Linked DNA regions of Homo sapiens: region 1 is linked to region 2. The links are chromatin contacts, found by Hi-C or POLR2A ChIA-PET in ENCODE. All regions are on one chromosome and are shown on one strand. Each heading gives the region's core, a stretch centred on a gene start or an enhancer-like site at or near the end of the contact. The rest is flanking DNA. Distances are from core to core; before and after follow the strand shown.

Region 1 (2,700 bases), core at 139-2,638, 99 kb before region 2:
CAACATAAGAGCAATATGACTGGTTTCCAGTCTTTGATCTGCCACTAGTTTGTGACCATAGGAAAACCATCTTAACTTTTTTTCTGAACCTCTGTTGTTTTCATTTAAAAGAATGGAGAAGTGTTACAGCTCTTTTAAAATTTATCTAACAGGTTTTCTGTTTTTTAACTAGAAAACTCCCCATGGGAAAAAAAAATAGCGAGGAATCATATTTTCCCAGACAATTTCTTATGAGAGCCAGATAAGATTATGCATATCAGCTCATGGTAAAAGGCAGTAAACCAATATCAATTAAGAAATAATTTAGGGTTGGGTGCAGTGGCTCACACCTGTAATCCCAGCACTTTGGAAGGCTCAAGAGGGTGGGTTACTTGAGCCCAGGAGTTTGAGACCAGCCTGGGCAACAAGGCGAAACCTTTTCTCTACAAAAAATACAAAAATTAGCCAGGTGTGGTGGTGTGCACCTGTAGTCCCAGTGACCTGGTAGGCTGAGGTGGGAGGATGACCTGAGCCTGGGAGGTTGAGGCTGCAATGGGCCGTGATCGCGCCACTGCACTCCAGTCCGCCTTTCTTTTTGGGTCTCAGTGATCTATTGAAAACTCTGTTGTTCATATTGTCCTTTCCAAAAGATGGTGACTAAATCATTTAAGTTAGACAGCCAAGATTTAGCTCTGAGAACTAATTTTGGCTTATTGTACTCAACATATTTAAGACTGTCAGCAGTTTTTGTTCTCTCCAATGTTTAATAAGGTCAGGAGTTTAAAAAGAGAGCAATTTTCTTGATAAAGTTTTTCCTTCTTTTCCCTTTGGGAAACATCACTGTGCCTAACTGCTTTAATGCTGAAGTTGGCAGGGCTTGCAGGTTGGGAGCAAACAATAAAAAGTCCCTCGCTGAGACAGACTGTATGGAATGAATGCCCTGGGGAACTATACCCCTGCCCAACCCCCTCTGACCCCCCCAACTCAAAGGCCAGATGGGCTCTAGACAAACCCTGGGAGTGTGGGCAGTCTGGGGTAGTGGAGGCCAGCTGCTGTTCTAGGAAATTCCCTCTCTGAAAGACACATGGGAACCCTGTTTTGGTATCCAGAACAGTGCTGAAATGGTCAGAAATAGGACTAAAGTTGGTGGACTTTGCGTATGTACAGACAGAAACATCCTGCTTTCCAAAGAGCTGAACGCTGAGGGTCATTTATCTGTGGGATTCAGGGTACACTAAAGGTTTCTAGTTGAATTGGTTCTCATAACTTTTGTTGCATGTCTTACCTTTATGAAAAAGGCCTTTTCCAACAAGCTTATTTCATTGAAGTGTTATTGTCAGTCAGCTGAGCACGATGGAATGAATTTTGTTTGTTGTAAGGGCAAAGAAGCAGGCTAAAGAGGATGTGGTGAAAGATTCTACTTCCTGTCTATTCAAAGGATGTGAATAGACAGTTTACATAACAGAAAATTCAGTAGGCTCACATATGGTAAATCATACAGCTTTGTTTGCAAATAACAAAATACACATTAAAAAAGTTATAGCGTCTTTGAAAACCTATTAAACTCACAAAAATAAACAGAACCCCAAAATTCAATTATTTCTTGTGAGCAATGTGTCCAGGTTGTATGCTATGGTGAAAAGAATGCTGCATTTGGAATGCGAAGACTTAAATGTAACACAAACTGTGAGCAAGTTATTTACTTTTCTGAAGCTCAATTATTTTCTCATCTATAAAGGGTGGATAATAATATCTATCAACCTTATGAAGTTTATAACAGATTCATATAGGTGAATGGAAGAAATTTTCAAATGGCAAAGCACTGTATAAATATGTTTTTGTGTTTTTAATCAACAAATTAATAAGAGAAGTGACAAATTTTAGTTACTTATCCTTTTCAGAAGCATGTGGAATACAATTTATGAATGCACTAATTGTGTTTAGCAATTTCCCTTTTAGACACTGATGATGAACTAGCTAAATAAACCGTCTCAAAATGTGGGAATTACTTTTTAAAAATTACAATGTTGTGGGCTCTATCAGTACACTGACATTAAACTCAGATTTCACTGAGTTTATTTTGTTGGGTGATTTCATCAATGTTAACATAATTTAATCCACAAAATAATCATAAGTGGTAGATGTTATTCTTTCCATTTTAAAAATAGGAAACTAAAAGTCACCCAAGTTCTTAGTTGACTGATGCTTACATAAAATGATATTGAGTTGAAAAAAACTAAAAACAAAATGGTGTATGTGCATTTTACTTAACATTATATATGAATATGAGGACCTTAATGAATGGAAGACAATTTGAAGAAATACAAATATTTAGACCTAAGTACCTAAACACTTTTTATCTTAATTCTTTTTTAATTCTAAGAAAAAAGTGATTTTGTATCCTGGAACTTTGCTGAAATTGTTTGTGACAACTAGGAGTCTTTTGGAGGAATCTTTAGGGTTTTTTAGATATAGAATCATATTGCCAGAGAATAGGGATAAATTGACTTTCTCTTTTCCTATTTGGATGTCTTTCATCTCTTTCTCTTGCCAGATTGCTCTGGCTAGGACTTCCAGTACTATGTTGAATAAGAGTGGACATCTTTGTTTTGTTGTGGTTCCCATTACTGGTGAACTGAATTTTTAAAAATGTGCTATATATACACCATGGAGTACTATGCAGCAATAAAAAAGAATAAAATCATGTCCTTTGCAGCATCA
Region 2 (2,881 bases), core at 11-2,510:
TTGTTCTACTTATCTAAAAATAAGTGCTGACTTTTTGTCACTTTCATTGGGACAAGTTTAACAAATTCTTTACCTACAGAAACTAGAGAAAGAATTTGACTATTAAAAATATGGCAAGTGTTTCCAGAGTTTAGCCTTTCTATAAAATGCTATTCATTAGGCAATCCTCATTTGCAGGGAGGAAATGGAAAAGGTGATGTGACAGAGAGTGACCAGGTTGGAGAAGGAAGGATGGCAGGAGAATCTCTACTTTCAATGTTCAGAGGGGGCTTCTTTCTACGGGGAGGTAACATCAGAGCTGAGAATAGAAGGCTAATGATGACAAGCAACACAATAATGACCTATAACTATTAAGCACTTAATTATATTTCAGTCATTTACATATATTAATTCACAGTGTCCTGGTATTCGTACTCCCAAGTCCCTGCTTTTAAAATTCCCTGCTCTTGTGGTTAAATCTTGTGAAAAATTGGGGAAGAATATTCCAGAAAAAGGAATGGCAGGTAGAAAGTCTTTAAGCAAGCATGAAATTAGGTATGTTTAGGAACTGAAAGAAGCTCAGAGTGGCTTGTGTGTAATGAGCTAGGAAGAAAAGTTTATATGTATGGGGAAGTATATTGAAGGCCACAGTGAAAATAAAAGTTTTCGTTTTGTTCTTTAGTCTTAGGAATTATCTAATTTATTATTACTTTTTTTTTAGATATTTGAAGGTAAACTTCTAATTTTTTACTGTACATATGCAATGAACTGGCACATAGCAGAACAGACTCAGCATAGTTTTTTGAAAGAAAATATTCTAATATCATATCTTCAATATTATACAAATAATTATTGAGTGTGATAGAATTTAGCTATTTAGTATTTCTACTCTTTAAAATATCCAAGTCTAAATAACTCGCCAGCTTGAATAATGTCATCCGCCACAGTCTAAACAGGCCTATTGACCACTCCAGCAGATTGTTTCTATTAGGTGCATTTTCTTCTTGATCTTAAGACTTCCACAAAAGTATAAATATTTAACATCTTTGAGCAATTTAAGCAATCACAGTTTGCTGGAATATTAAAAATGCAATAGTGATGAAAAACAAAAGTATTTCTAACAGAATGCAGACCCAGATCTAGATAAATATAGCTTACTTGTTCATAATCTTCTTTCTCAGGAAACCATGCCTGTCTTCAACAGGATTTTTTCAGTTTAGGTTTGCCCTTTTAACACACTGAGTCATTGTTTGGTAATCAGAACAGTCTCCCCTAGCATTACATTTTTTCTAGGAAATTGGCTCACAGGTTTGATCACGCTTAACAAAGGGTGTCTACCTTGTAAAAAAGGACAAAGCTCTGTGTTGGTATATAGGTACTGAGGAGATTAGCATTTTTTAAAAGACTATTTTTTAGAGTAATTTTAGATTCACAGCAAAATTGAGAGGAAGGTATAGAGATTTCCTGTATACTCCCCACCCCTACACATGCATAGCCTCCACCACTATTAAAATCTCCTATCAGGATGTTACATTTGTTACAGTTGATAAGCCTGCACTGACACAATATAATCACCTCAAATCCATAATTTGCATTAGGGTTCACTCATGGTGATGTATATTCTACGAGTCTGGACAAATGTATAATGACATGAATTCACCATATAGTATCATACAGAGTATTTTCATTGTCATGAAAACCCCCTGTGCTCTGGCTATTCCTCCTTCCCTCCCTTCTAACCCCTGGCAACCATTGATCATCTTACTGTTTCTATATTTTTGCCTTTTGCAGAATATCCTATAGTTGGAGTCATATAGTATGTAACTTTTCAGTTTGGCTTCTTTCACTTAGTATACAAGCATTTAAGCTTTCTCCATGTCTTTTCAAGGCTTGATAGCTCATTTCTCTTTAGCACTGAGTAATAGTCCATTTTCTGGATGTGCCTCAGTTTATTTATACATTCATCTGCTGATGGACATCTCAGTTGCTTCCAAATTTTAGCAATTATGAATTAGGCTGTTATAAACATCTGTGTGCAGGTTTTTGTGTGGACCTAAGTTTTCCATTTCTTTGGTAAATACCAAGGAGCAGGATTGCTGGATCATATGTTAAGAGTGTTCAGTTTTTAAAAAGCTGCCAAATTGTCTTCCATAGTAGCTGTACTATTTTGCATTCCTACCAGCAATAAATGGGTCCTTGTGCTTCACATCCTAGTCAGCGTTTGATGTTGTTAGTTCTGGGTTTTGTTCATTCTCAAAGGTGTGTAGTGGTATCTCATTGTTTCAGTTTGAATTTCCTTGATAACGTATGATATGGAGCATCTTTTGAGGTTAATATTTTAAAATACCACAATGGGTAGAAACAGAAATGCCTGTTCTACTCCTGTGCAGAATTAGAGAGCTGAATTCTCTCAGGATGATGAATAGTTTGCAGCCCCAAATATTATGAGCCTTTTTGACAAAAAAAATGAAACAAAAGCAAAAAGACAAAAAACAAACAAAAAACAGAGTAGCTTAGTACTTGGGGTATTAAGAACATGTTGAAAAAGATTGACCCCCTGAGGTTAGTGAGAATTGTTTTAGGTGAAGAAAAGGCAAAAAAAAAAAGCTTCATTCAGATGCAGGACTAAGTGTTTATTATTTGAGTCCAGAAATGGATGGGAGTGAATAAAAGGGGATGTTCCCTTAGTAGGGTGATGTTTTTGGCAACAGTACAACTGATGTTGCAAGAAGGGAAACAGTCTCCAGATGAAAATCTCTTACAGGTTGGCGTTTGCCCAAAACTGAAATGTTGACAGGGAAGTACAGGCACACCCAAAAACATCCTGATTAAATTGCAGGTGTTGTGCAAAACCAAGTGGGAAGAGCAAGTATTTTTAACTAGTAAGCAGATTCTGGTAGTT

Evidence for each region. Hi-C counts contacts between places; a loop is a spot of excess contacts on that map. ChIA-PET counts read pairs that join two places held with the same protein, here RNA polymerase II (POLR2A). Pooled maps may share reads with other maps.
Region 1: a loop to region 2 is called in a map of heart left ventricle, with 1.9 times the contacts of the local background. The contact joins two enhancer-like sites. A Hi-C loop is called at or near these places in 1 of 168 maps with a recorded cell type or tissue (heart left ventricle) and 5 of 50 pooled maps. POLR2A ChIA-PET finds 5 or more read pairs at or near these places in 1 of 52 experiments (AG04449).

What each region holds. Positions count from the first base shown.
Region 1 is chr12:89,279,704-89,282,403 of GRCh38, reverse strand. It overlaps the pseudogene RNU7-120P. Among named protein-coding and RNA genes, the nearest start is that of DUSP6, 71 kb to the left of the region's middle. Within about 2 kb of position 1,388, at least 6 of the 41 ENCODE cell types and tissues checked have a DNase peak (open chromatin) inside an H3K27ac peak, as active enhancers do.
Region 2 is chr12:89,180,055-89,182,935 of GRCh38, reverse strand. No RefSeq gene overlaps it. Among named protein-coding and RNA genes, the nearest start is that of LINC02458, 160 kb to the right of the region's middle. Within about 2 kb of position 1,260, at least 4 of the 41 ENCODE cell types and tissues checked have a DNase peak (open chromatin) inside an H3K27ac peak, as active enhancers do.